2 separate regions of the Mus musculus genome follow, and region 1 is linked to region 2. Evidence: chromatin contacts called from ENCODE POLR2A ChIA-PET data. All regions are on one chromosome and are shown on one strand. Each heading gives the region's core, a stretch centred on a gene start or an enhancer-like site at or near the end of the contact. The rest is flanking DNA. Distances are from core to core; before and after follow the strand shown.

Region 1 (7,166 bases), core at 3,107-5,606, 91 kb before region 2:
TTCCCAGTCAGCTCTCTGCCTCATGCTTGCAGATCAGGTGTAAGCTACTGCTCCAGTGGCACCATGCCTGCCTGCCTGCCTGCCTGCCTGCCTGCCTGTTACCACGCTCCTTGCTCTGACCTGGACTCTAACCCTCTAAGAGTAAGCCTCAGTAAACTCTTCCATGTGTTGCCTTGGCCATGGTGTCTCCCAGCAACAGCACACTGACCAAGACATTAAGATTCCGCATTTCCATGGGCTCTCGTGTGCAGTTGAAGAGGCCTTGAGGACTTGTGTTCTCCATGATGGGTGACACTTAACCTAGGCATAGCCAAACAGAGAGTGGGGCATGTGGCCATGTGCCCAGTGAGGGATCCTGTTCTGTGATTGACACCCAGTGCCTCACAGCAGGTCCTGCCCTATCATCTTTGCCTGTGAGGAGCTCCCTCTGCTGAAGTCCCACAGTCCAGACCCACCCACCCACTATGTCTGCCTCTAGTGCCCCTAGAGGACTCATCCTGACGGATGCTTCCTATATATACATGGGTTATTGTTCACCATGGCCTTGGGAAACCATAGACTTCTAAAGGTGAGTCTTGGCCCTCCTTGTCCCCCACTCCACCCCCACTGCCTCCCTCCCCCCAGGTAGGGTTCCTCTGTGTAGCTCACTCTGTAGACCAGGCTGGCCTTGAACCCAGATTTGCCTGTCTCTGCCTCCTAAGTGCTGGGATTAAAGGCATGCGCCACCACACCTGGCTGCCCTTGTTCCTTATTACTGTGTAACCACAGGACCCATTGGGCATCTCCTGTTGTTGGGCCTCACTTTTTGCAAATTCTGTGTGTGAGAACCTCTGGTCTTGTTCCTCTGCTCTGAGGTCATGGTAATTGCCTTTCTACTAAACTGCACAGACTGTTTTTGTTGTCTTTATTCCTGAACAACTCAGTCTAATGACTGTTTGTGGTACATGTATGTCGTGTTAGGTATTGTGAGTAATCTAGAGTACTGGAGAAGGGAAGATGGCCGTAGGCTCTGGGCAAAGCACTTTATTAAAGGGGCATGAACGGCATGCTCCCTGCATTCAAGGGTCCCAGAACCAGTCTATCCTGGGTATCGAGGTTACCTGTATTGTTTTTGTTTGTTTGGGGACTGGGTCTCACTTTGTATCCCAAGCTTGCTTGGCACTTTCCATGTAGACTAGGCTAGCCTTAAACTCACAACAATCCTCCTGCCTCAACTTCCCTAGTGCCAACATGACAGGTGCGCACAGCCACACCTGACCTGTATTTGTGGCAGATCTGGATCTCATACTGACCTATTTGTGGTCTAGTGTTCTTCCTGCCATTGTGGGCAAGCTCCCTCTGGGCTGCAGGTATCCGGGGTTAGAGCTGTAGACATTCTTTTGTGACTTCCACAGCCTGGGCCAGGGCAGTGCCAGTGGGCCAGTGCCCTCTCTGGAGGAAAGGGAGCCGCTGCTCTTGTCTGAGGCCAGAGCAGTCTCACTAGTGCAGTTCTGAGAGACACTGTTGAGTGTCAGTCTCAGGGAGGTTTCCGCTGTGAGAATTGTGGGGCCCAGACTTGTGCCACAGCCTCAGAATATGAGCGTGGAGCTGTGGTGACAGAGGAACTAGTCTGGCTCAGAGAGGTCCAGGGGGGTGGGCCAGGCACTGCAGAGTGTAGTCTAGGTTTCCGAAGCCTCTCCACCCTCTTCAGGTACCCTGCTTAGCTGGCAGTGAGGAATCCTGCCTTCTGGCAGCTTGGAATTCTGGGGGCAGTGCCTTCAGGTCAGGAGCTGGGTTGTTTACGCAGAGCAGAGCGAAAGGCCAGCCCTTCCATGCTAATCAGTGTGGTTCAAGAGGCTTCTGGAATGTGCTGTCCACTCTGTAGGGAAATTGCCTGTGGTAACCTATTCCTTTCTCAGCAAGTGACTGGGGTTGCTCAGTGCTTTGTCCAGGGGATGCTCCCCACCCCACTTGTCTTGTTAGAGCACCCCCATCCTTTGAGAGAAGAGGTAAGGCCAGAGATGTCTTTCCCAGGTTTATAGAGACTCAGGGGCTCACCCTGAGTTTGGAGCCTGGCCGGCTCACTAAGGAGCCTCTTACATGCTCAGACTGGCAGTCACAAAGCCCCTGAGGGACCTGGAACCCAACTATGTCATCTCTGAACATTCAAGAGCTACCGTGCTGGCTTCATCCTGTTGGCTGCAATTTACCAGCTGGGCACTGGGCAGGTTTGAATCATAACGTGGAACTCTGGGTGACATCAGGTCCCACACCCATACTCAGGTCCTGGGGCAGGGTCTATGGCCACCCTGCTTCAGTTTGCCTCTTCCATGGCAACCTCTGAGGTACTCTCAGATGGCTCTAGTGGGAGAATTGCAATTGACCACTGACCACAGTCACCTGGGAGCGGTGTGAACGTCCCGCACTGGGATGTCTGTAGTGGGGTCTCAGGGTCTCTGTGCTCCTAGGAAAGAGCCCAAGGCATATGTGTGCTTGTTGCTAGTGGATCAAGAAACTGATCATGCCCTGGCCCGGTTCTTTTGTTTGGCTTGTTTGGTTTTTGTTTTGTTTTGTTTTTCTCCAGACAGATGTAGTGTCTAGAGGAGTAGGTGAAGCTGTGGAGGGGCCGTGCCCACAGTGCCTCAGTTTCCCTCATCTGACAGATGGCAGGCATTGGGTAGGGAAAGGGAGGCTCTACCTAGGAAAGCCTTCCGTGGTTTGCTAGGCCGTTGCTTCTCCTCCCTGTGTAAGCCACGTGGTGGCTTCACAGCTCAGCCCGTGCCCTTCACAGCTCAGCTGGGAGACCTGGATACACAATTTACTCCAGTTAGTGGGAGCTCTTGAGTAGCTACGATCTGGGGAGAGGTAACATGTGGTCAGGGAAGTGGACAGGACTGACCCTGGTGGAGGCTCTGCGAGCGGCTCACCAGACTTGCTCCAGGCTCTGGAGAGCTCACGGTGTATTAAGGGAAGAACTCCCAGTCCGAGGCTAAATTTGTCAGTGGTACACAGTATACAGGGCCAGGACCAGCCCCTTCTTCAGCTTCCTGCTGAGGGCGAAGACCCTCTGAGCTCCAAGTGGTCTGTGAGGAGGGTGTCACCTTCAGGAGGGACAGTTCTGCGGGCCAACTCCCTCCCAAATGGGATAGGGACTATTTTCTGCACCCATGTACTTCCCAGGGCCCTGCCCATGTGCTACCCGGCCTGTTTACCTGTGACAGCCAGTAGAGATGGCTGCAGATAGGTCTGGCTTCCTCCCTCCAGGGAGGAGTGGGTGGGGATGGCTGATACGGAATGGGGCCCACCCTGTACCCTGAGTTCTCTCCTCTTTTGTTGATAGTTGTCGCCTGTGGGTAGGTCAGCTTTGGGTGGCTTCAGTCTCATACCTCCAAGCGACTCGCATAGAGTACAGACTGTGCCTCTGTGTGATAGGCATTGTGGGTTGTTTAGGGGGGGAGACTGTGAGCAGGGTCCCCAGTTAGTTAGCTGACTGACTAACTGGGACCAACGCAGCATCTGCTGGGAAGAGGACCTGTCACGGTCGGATTGAGTTTCTCCTCGTGTCTTCTCTGTCTCTGGTCTCTGGGCTGTCCTGAGAAGTTTGGGGTGGGAGGCAAGCATCCCTCTGCCAGCTTGTCTCTGGTGCCAGCAGTAGCTGTATCATCCATCCTTGATCTCTTTGCCTGATGCAGCCCTGGTTGAGAGCCAGGGCTCAGCACCAAGCCATTTCCTGCTGGTCTTCTGGGCATTCACTGCCTTCAGCACCTCTGACCTGCTCTGCTAGGAGTGGATACTGTGGAGTTGCTCCAAGTTAGGGAGAAGCCGAGAGCCGAGGAACCACAGTGCCTTGCGGGCCATGTCCAGCTCGCTGGGCAGTGGGCATCCCTCCCTCCCACCTCCTCCGGGCGTCCATATTCAGCCTTACCTCCTGTTTGTTACCTGTATAACCTACCTCATCTCAGCCTGTCCCCTCTTGCTCTGCGACTTCCTCAAAGTATGACAAGGTCACTGTGGGCTGAGGGAAACATAAAAGTTGACTAGCTGTTCAGATGGGAGTATGTGACTATGTGTCCATGGGTTCTCTTACTGGTATTATGGCTACCAGGCCACCCTCGGTGTTGAGAGAGAGAGCCAGAATGACTCGACCCACCCCATGCAGGTCAGCTGAGCCGTGAAACCACGGTTCCCAGACGCGTCGCACTAATTAAACCCCCAACACTATGGTAATTAAATGCTCCAAGTGCTCCCAGAGCCCAGGCAGTTTGGCCGGGCTCCAAGTAGGTAAAATGAAGTCCCTGTGCCTCTCCCAACCCCGGCTGCTTCAGGCTGAGGCAGCTCCCGACTCGACCCCTCTCCTCGATCAGCCAGGACTGGTCCACACGCCCTCCTGACTGCTCTTGTCTGTCTCCCACAAGGGGCATCACTTTCTTCTCTAACAGAAGGAAACAGATCCGATTAGAGCTCTGTATCCACAATGTGCTTTGAAACTGTCCCTGCGCTTCACGTCGGCTTTGGAGCCTGAAGAGGTGGGCGTCCGTCAGCTAGGCATCCTCAACCCCCTTGCCTTTCCTGTCTCCAGCAGATCAGGAATAACTCGGAGAAGGGGCCAGCCAGATTGGATGTATCTGAACAGACGGTGGCTAGCGCTGAAATTACCATGACTTCGCATGGCTGCCAGGCTCAGTGTCTCCCTGGGGCTGTAGAAGTGACAAGTGAGGACAGCTTCAAAGGAGCAAAATGCACCTTAGGCTTGACTGACCCTCTTTCCTGCTGGCTGCACCTGGGCCTGATCAAAGGTGCTAAGATATCCAGCCACACTGCCCAGGCTAACCCAGTCTAGGAGCCTTAGTCCCAAGCTTTAGGAACAAGTCCGGGCAGCTGGCTTCCTCATGTGCCCTCAGCTGACTGTACCAACCCTCCTCTTCCAGGAAGGGGGATTGGCCAGAGCCTTCTGGGCCTGGTTTGGCTTAAGTTTTTGCTTTCAGCCTTCCTGGGGGGTGGCAGGTGTGGCCACTAGGCTTCATTGACTCCGGACTCCCAGCGCGCAGCTTCTAGCTGCTGCTGGAATTCTCCTCCTTCCTCTTCCTCCTCTGCCTGGCCCCACCCACTGGCCGAAATCTCACCCAGAAGTGTTTATAGTTGCAGCCCAGGCCAAATAAGGCAGGCAGGAGACCCGGAATCCCAACGGGTGGCAGGGAGCAGCTAGGGTGTGGGTCAGGACCCCACCCCCCAGTCCTGCAGCTGTCCTGCTCAGCAGCAGTTATCTGGTCCCCTCCTTTGTACTTCATGCAGCCATCTGGGGATGGCAGAGGGCAGGATCTAGCAGGGCGCTTCCCTAGAGCTGAAGATCCGGGTTTAGTGTGGTTGATATACTTAGGTATTTTGTGGTCGTTGATCCTAGAATTTCATACATGTTAGGCAAGTGGTCTATCACAGAGGCACTAGGTCACACCTCCTGTCAGGTCTTGTGTGACCTCCGCTGTCCTTGAATTCCCTAGGCAGCTGAGGGTGACCTCACCTGATTCTCCGCCCACCAGCTCCTCCGGCCTTGGCCTCCCAAGTGCTTCCAGGGTAAGCGTGCACTGCCACACCTGGCCTCTAGCCATTTTTATTTTTTATTTTGAGACAACAAGGTCTTGCTGAGTATCCCAGGCCAGGCTGGAACTTGGGATCCTCCTGCCTCAGCATCCTGTGTAGCTGAGATCCCAGGCCTGAGGCACCAGGCCCAACTAGGTGTCTAATCTGGTAACCTCTGTATGCTCTGGGAGGAAGATAGCTTGTGGCCCTCCCTGCCCTTCACTTCTGTGATTGTGGTAATGTGTGGCAGCATTCTTCTTATGAGAAAGGAGATGTCAAGTTTAAACTCTTTGTTGTTTTGTTTTGAGTTTTGAGACAGGGTTTCTCTGTGTAGCCCTGGCTGTCCTGGAACTCACTCTGTAGACCAGGCTGGGCTCAAGCTCAGAAATCTGCTTGCCTCTGCCTCCCGAGTGCTGGGATTAAAGGCGTACGCCACCACAGCCCTCCTTAGCTATGGTTTTTATTGCTGCCACAAAACACCATGGCCATAAAGCAAGCTGGGGAGGAAAGGGTTTATTCAGCTTTCACTGGAGAAGCTCCAAGCAGGACAGGAACCTGGAGCAGGACCTGATGCAGAGGCCATGGAGGGTGCTGCTTACTGGCTTGCTCCCCATGGCTTGCTCAGCCTGCTTTTTTATAGAACCCAGGACCACCAGCCCAGGGATGGCCTCACTCACAATGGGCTGGGCCCTCCTCCATCAATCAATGATTTAGAAAATCCCCTGCAACTATATCTCATGGAGATATTTCTTCAACTGAGGCTCCTTCTGCTCTGATGACTCTTGTGTCAAGTTGACACACCAAACAAGCCATTTCAGAGAGGTATTCGTAAGATGACTCTGGGCCCCCTCATACAGAGATCATGTGGACCCTCAGAGCCTTCCTATCTCTTTACAAAGATCAGATATATGGGCAGGTTCTTGGTTATGTTTGTTTATTTTCAATAAAAGTTCTTATTGGGCTGAAGACATGGCTCAGTAGTTAAGAGCACTGACTGCTCTTCTGAAGGTCCTGAGTTCAAATCCCAGCAACTACATGGTGGTTCACAACCACCCATAATGAGTTCTGATATCCTCTTCTGGTACATCTGAAGTTAGCTACAGTGTACTTATGTATAATAATAAATAAATCTTTGGGCCGGAGCAAGCAAGCAGGGATTGAGTGAATAAAGTTGACTGGAGTGAGCAGAGGTCCTTAAAAAAAAAAAAGAAAAAAGAAAAATCAATAGCCGGGCGTGGTGGTGCACGCCTTTAATCCCAGCACTCAGGAGGCAGAGGCAGGAGAATTTCTGAGTTCAAGGCCACCCTGGTCTACAAAGTGAGTTCCAGGACAGCCAGGACTATACAGAGAAACCCTGTCTCAAAAAAAAAAAAAAAAAAAAAAAATCAATTCTCAACAACCACATGAAGACTCACAACCATCTATTCAGCTACAGTGTGCTCACATATATAAAATAAATAAATAAATCTTTAAAAAATTTTATTTATCTATTTAATTGCATTGATATTTTGCCTGGGTGTATGTCTATGTGAGGATGTTAGGTCCCCTGGAACTGGAAGGACAGAAAGTAGTAAGCTGCCATGTGGTTGCTGGGAATTGAACTCTGGTCC
Region 2 (6,461 bases), core at 965-3,464:
TTTCTTGTCTCTTCCTGGCATGGGTCTATCTTCTGAGACTGGTCTGAATGTGAATGTGTGGGCCACTTCTCCATCTTCTCATGATCCCTAAAAAAACAAAAAAAAAACCCTCCCTCCTAGTAGACCCCTGCGCTCCTCACCCGCGCCATCCCTAGCCCACCCAGACCACCGTATCTGAGGAGCTGCTCTTCTGGGCTTTCCGTGCACAACTTCATGAACACGCTTCTGCCTTCTTCCCCAGGTTCCTAAAGGGGCTGCAGGTGGCACCTGTTCTTCTCTCTGATGAGCTGAAGGCCGCGCTGGCGGTGGAGCCCAGCCCTGGTGGGGTCCAGTACATCATTGCCACTCAGGTGAGGCCAGTACACACGGCAGGCACCCCCTTACCTGCCGGAGGGAGGGAGGATCCAAGCCTCCCCCACTGTGTCTCAGGGCGGAGGCAGAAGCCCACATCAGCCACGGCACGGAAGTAGCCACATGGCGTTCTTAGGCTCAGAGTCATTGGACACTGTCTGGTTTACTCATTTCCCCTCAGTGGTCATTTAGGGACAACTCGTAGAGGAGAGCGGGGGCGGGATGTGAGGGTTATGTACTCTGGACAGAAAGATGATAAAAAGCAGTCACTTGCCAGGAGAGGTAGATGTTGGGGTCCCTGGGAATCTGCTCTCAGGATGTAACCCACCACAAGCACGCCAGCATCCCCGCGTCTCCTGATCCTGCTCAAAGAGGCTTGCTCTGGGTCCCTCCTTTCACACGAGATGAGGGTCACTAAGATCCCCACAATCTAGCCCGGAATGGAACCCCAGGCAGCTTGAGAGGCTCATCCTGCGCAAGCTGGTGTGGACTTACCACGAAGGGACCCACCCGTGTCTCACCACCCCCCCCAATCTAATCCTGCCTTAGAGTCTCTGACCTGTAAAGTCTCCGGAGCAGCGGCTACTGCCGCACCCCATGACTGGACACTGATTTTTCTCCCCCCAGGTCGGACCAGGACCTCAAGTCCTAGACGACACTCATGATCATCTGCTAGGCCAGGATGGACTGCCACAACGGGACCTTTGACCTCTTCCACGTCCAGTGCCATTTGGAGAAAGGGGTTGCCCACTGGAACTCGGGAGCTGGCCTGCTGGTCAGCCTCTCCTGAAGGGCTGCTTGATGATCGATTATACTGGGGGATGTCGAGTGTGATGGGCAGCCATCTAGGCGATCACGGGAACCCCTCTCAAGTGCCTCCGGTTCCCCGCTGGTTTCTGAAGGGCTAGCTGACCCACTCGATGGACCTTCCAGCACTCCAGACAGCTGCTCATCAGGGATGGGGAGTCGGTGCCTCCCCCCTCCCCCAAGATGCTCTGAGGGCCTCAGTAACCATCTAAGCGTGATGGCTCAGACAGCGGTGCCTCTCTGCTGAGACTCAGGCCACAGTTTCTTTATAAAGCCTCCTGGTGAGGGTAGGGGCTGTCGAGCCCACAGGTAGGGTCCATTGTGTGTGTGGGTGCCTCATGAGGGTGCAGTCAGTGGACCTGAGGACCACAGGAATAAAGTGTGCTGTTCCTGCCTGCCCGTGTGGGCTGTGCTTTCTTCTTTCTTCCTAAACCAGCGCTTTAGGGTCTCTGGTCTACTGATCTGCTGGGTCCTACCCGCCATTGAGTTCAGTCTTGTTTCCCTATGTAGTGGAGAGGTGGGGGCTGAAGTGGGTCCTGCCAGGAACACTTCCCACTGCCCACAAGCCAGCCCCGTGAGAGTCTCCTGCCACCTTGTGACCACCCTAAGTCATACCCCAGCATACATGCAACAGCTGCTGGAGCTGGTCTAGGCCAGAGGAAAGAGACAACAGAACAACGGTGTTCCGGTGTTCTGTCCCCTGCTTTCTGGGTTTTCCCAGCCTTGCACACTATGGTCCCCTACCCCCACCCCGTAGTCACGTGACCCAGGACACACACCTGCCCCAGCTCACAGTGGGTCGGAAGTAACCTCATCTCCTTTTAGGGAGCAGCCTTTATCTGATAACTAGAGGAGCAGGTGGATGAAGTGACTTACGCCTCTGGCCCTGGGGGGGTACGGTCACAAGTCACAAGCAGTCACAAGTGGCCCTGGTACTTTCCAGCTGGAGAGAGAGGTCGATGGGGAGACTGTCCCACCCACCAAGGCTCAAAGGGAAGGTGCAGAGGAGGCCTCTGGGGCACAGCCCGACAGGGCGGGGCCTGAGCAGGGGGCGGGCCGATCAGTGAGGACTTGCGAAGTGGGCTGCAGAGTTGGACCGGGCTGCTGCGTGTGCGCAGGGTCCTCGTCATGGGGCAGATCGAGTGGGCCATGTGGGCCAACGAACAGGCGCTGGCGTCTGGCCTGAGTGAGTGAGGTGGGCTGCGGGTGGAGGGGTTGCTCAGGACCCGTGGGGCACCGCGGGGGAAGCAGGGCTCGGGCTGGTTCTGCGGACCTCAAAGCGCGGATCCTCGGAGAGACCTACCGGGGCCTCCGGGCACAGGACGGGCGGTGGCCGCTGCAGGCCGTGCTCGGCCGCCTGTTCTAGAGGCGACCCCGCCCTGCACCCTGTTGGGTCCGCGCTGGGACCTCAGAGGAGGAAGTTGCTTACAGCTGGGGAAGAGACATTCACTCGGTGGTTTCCCGCCTGGTTAGGAAAACCCCCGGAAGACCCTCTTCTGCGCACAGCCCACTTGGCCAGGAGTTGGGACTCTGGCCTTGAGGTCACTCGGGCTCCGGCTTCTCCCCGAGGGGCCTGGGATAGGAGCTAAGCTCATCCTAGAGGAGCAATCGGCTCCATCCCACAAGCGAAGTGTGCGCAGAAACTATTTCACAAGAGTCTGGACACCCCTCAGAGTGATCTTAGCCCTGATGGCCTGCCGAGTTAAGATGCAGGACACTAGTCTTTAGTCAGGTTGACACTGGCCGTGGCTTGAACAGTTCAGCTTGTCTGGGAGGTTTGCCAAGGGGCAGTGGGACCCCTGGGCTTCACTGTACCAGGAAAGGAACCTAATAGACCAGACCATGAGCAGCAGGCCTGAGACTAGAAACTGCAGACATGCCTCAAAGCCGAAGGGAGCCAGAAAAGACCTGCCAGGGCAGGGAGGATGGCCCAGACCCCCCTCCACTCACCCGGGAATAGCGCATCGAAGAGGTGATAGAGAAATCTCCCCCAGCCCACGCTGGAAGCTCCCGTGGAAGGCCTTGCAACCCCAACCTTTTGAAAATGGCGCCCCTCCCCCACCTGCAGTCTCCCTTCTTACCCTTCCCAGCCTCCTGCCAGTAGTGGTTTGTCCTGTGACCACTATGGACGGTTTCAAAAGTTACCTCCAGGAAGTGGGGGTGCCAGACACACCTAAGGGTGGGAAGACCTGGCGAGCGCTGTCCATGCAGTGTCTCCTGTCCTCGTGTGTGCTAAGGTCTCTATGTACTGCCTCAGCTAATTGTTCAGGGTGTTCAGGCTGACACAAGTCTCCTGTGCTGAGGAGTCACAGGCTGTGGCCACTTACTTTCTCCACCGAGTGTGACTTCCGCTAACTTTTCTTTTTACGGGAAAGCACAACTGTCCTGGGAAGGTTCTGAACTGTCTAGGTCCAATCAACAGGGATGTACTTTGTTTCCTTTTGTTTTTTTAACATTTGATTTTTTTCAGATTGTGTGTGTGTCTGGCCATGTGTGTAAGTGCGGGGGCGCTTGCAGACAAAGGCTAGAAGAGGGTATTGGAACCCATGGAGCTGGTGTTACATACGGGTGGCTCTGAACTGCCTGATGCGGGTGCTGAGAACCCCACTCAGGTCCCTTGGAGAGCAACCCTCGCTACTAATCCCTGAGCCATCTCTCCAGCCCCCTATTTTGTTTTTTTCTAAATCACAGAAAATTCCATCTGTTCTGGCCCCATTACCTGGCTCCATCTCAAGACGAAAGCCCGTTCCTGACCCCCCTGCTTGTCTCCTGGGCTCTTCCTGCCTTCCTTGCTAGGTTGCTCCTTCTCTGTCTCTGAGTTTCCTGAATGTGCACGGGGAGGGGGGCGGGGGGGGGGGGCTTTTTGTACAATTGGCTGGGGTCACAGCTGATGCCTCCTTTTCAGTCTTGACTCAGATGCCACCTGCTGAGACATCAACCTCAGATAGTGGGCTTCCCTGGGATTGAACCCTCTGTTACAGTGTATCACTTCAGCAAGCCAGGGGCTTGAGAATCAGTCCTTGGGTCTCCCTGTTGGGTAAAGAATGACCCCTCCCACTCATGGTGGTCAGTGTAGCAGAAGCTCACAGTGAGGACATGAGTCCCTAAGGACTATGGGTAGCAGGCCGAGTGAATGTGTGACAAAGTACCCTTCCCTCCTGCAGAGTGCACCCTTAAAGCTGACCAGCAAAACAGGAAGGTTAATATGTAGCCGAGCTTCAAGCCCAGCATAGCAAAACACCAATACTATTTAAAGAGTGGGAGAGGGACCTGGAGTCTGGGGATGTCCAGAACAGCATGGAAGCTTTTCCTGAGGCTGCTCCAGGGTCTTCGTACTGAAGAAGGCAGGAGTCAGCACCCTAGCAAGATTGTCATAGAGCATCAGTCCCTCCAGCTGCCAAGAGCTGTTGCTGCCAGGGATCCCAAACAGCCAAAGCCTGAGACCTGGGCCTGAGGAGGGTGTAGGGGTGAGGCTGCCTCCACCCACAGATGCAGAAACTAGAGACCTCAAGTAGGCCTATGGGTGGCTGTGGGATTAACACCCTATTGGCATGAGGTCACACTCACCGTTTGAGGAAGTGAACCCTGTGAGGAGTCGGCACCCACTGGGCAGGGGGGCTGGTCCCACTGGAAAGAGGGACCCGTGTTCTTGAATGTCAAAGGAGATAAATGGCCACCTGGATCTGAGAAAGGGAATTTTGTAGACACACACACCGATCAGCTCTTGATGGTAGTGGGTACACTGCGAATGTATCACCTTGAAGAAGGAAACAGAAGGAAGCCAAGAGGAACCACACAGACGTGGAGCTTTCTACACAGAAGTTGTGTCACACGTTGTACAAGAAGGGCGAGCATGTGAGACGCTGAGTTCCCCAGTGTGGGGGAGGGCTTGGAGGCTTCGCAAGCACTGCCCAGAGATGAGGAGACTTTAGGCTGAAGAGAAAAAGAAGTCTTTTTTTTTTCCAGAACGAATGGAAACAAATCCCTCCTTGGATCCACGAAAGTGAAATTAGACAAAGAGAGAAAAAGTCATGGGTTACTACCAGGCTAGAGTTCCCAGACCTATCGTGGATGCCAGGAGACGGTGCAGTGATAATCGGATATTGAGAAAAGAATACATCTCCGCTGGCAAGATCCTGCTGTGTTTCAGCTACCGAGCCTCTGTGCAGTGGTGGCTAGCGGATGTTGCCGTAGCGAGAGGGAAACTGAATCCAGAGATGAGCTGATGGTCGAGAGAGAGGACAGAAACTGCCAGATGAGAAACAAGTTAGGGAGCAAAAGCAAAGCGGAGCTTCCTAGGGCCCACCCACAGCCGCGAGGAATCTTGCGATAAGTAGCCTTAAAGATCTGGGAGAATTAATTTTCAAATGTGAGGACAGGAAAGAGAACTTGACTCTGCGTGTTTCTGTTTGAAAAGTAGCAATGATACCTCACTGTACCTTTGAAAATCCTTGCTAAAACATATATATATATTTTTTTTTTTTTACTAAAATCTTTATTGAGTAAAACTTAATTTTTTTTTATTGTTTGAAACAGGGTGTGGGCCTGAAATCTGTGATCCTTCTGTCTTAGCCTCAAGGGTGCTGGGATTCCATACATGGCCACACCTAGCTGAAAAACAATACTTTGGACGAGTGGCCGGAGCTCTTAAACATTGACCTATCGCTCCAGCTCTTCTATCTTTTTAAAATTTACTTATTTTATATATAGGAGTACACTATAGCTGTCTTCAGACACAGCAGAAGAGGAAATCAGATCTCATAACAGATGTTTGTGAGCCACCATGTGGTTGCTGGGAATTGAACTCAGGACCTCTTCCAGAGCAGTCAGTGCTCTTAACCTCTGAGCCATCTCTCCAACACCTCTCTGGTTCTTTTGTAACCAAAATCTTCAGATGTTTCTTACACTTGGTGTGTCACGAATCTCCCTAAAACTACAACACGGTCTCCTAGTTTTTATTTGCTTACCTGTTTGTTTTGAGACAGGGTTTCAGGCTGGTCTCAGATTCACTAAGTTGCAGAAGATGACTCTGAATTCCTGGCCCTCCCACAGTCATCCCCTGAGTACTAGGATTCTAGGGACTTAAATGTATCCCAGCCACTCCTGGAGCATACTGTGTAAGCGAGGCTGGCCTTGGACTCACGGTCTTCCTGCCTCCCCCTTCCAAGTGCTGAGATTACATGCAAGTACCATGTCCAGCCTATGCAGCCCTGGGGGTTGCACTGAGGACTTTGTGCGTGCTAGGCAAGCCCCCCACCAACCCAGCCATGTCTCCAGCCTTTGCTTGTTTGTTCGTTTGAGGC

The links. ChIA-PET counts read pairs that join two places held with the same protein, here RNA polymerase II (POLR2A).
Region 1: POLR2A ChIA-PET joins it to region 2 with 50 read pairs in embryonic stem cell. The contact joins the enhancer-like site here to the promoter of Cyba in region 2. POLR2A ChIA-PET finds 5 or more read pairs at or near these places in 4 of 5 experiments (Patski and embryonic stem cell).

Annotation. Positions count from the first base shown.
Region 1 is chr8:122,521,286-122,528,451 of GRCm38, reverse strand. All of the region lies in intron 1 of Piezo1 (piezo-type mechanosensitive ion channel component 1), which reads left to right. Among named protein-coding and RNA genes, the nearest start is that of Gm26497, 4.2 kb to the right of the region's middle. Within about 2 kb of position 4,356, at least 1 of the 3 ENCODE cell types and tissues checked has a DNase peak (open chromatin) inside an H3K27ac peak, as active enhancers do.
Region 2 is chr8:122,428,693-122,435,153 of GRCm38, reverse strand. It overlaps Cyba (cytochrome b-245, alpha polypeptide), which reads left to right and starts at 2,214. Exons shown (of 6, transcript NM_007806.3): 1 at 2,214-2,344. The coding sequence starts at 2,287. Mvd (mevalonate (diphospho) decarboxylase) reads left to right here. Exons shown (of 10, transcript NM_138656.2): 9 at 242-350; 10 at 979-1,558. The coding sequence ends at 1,059.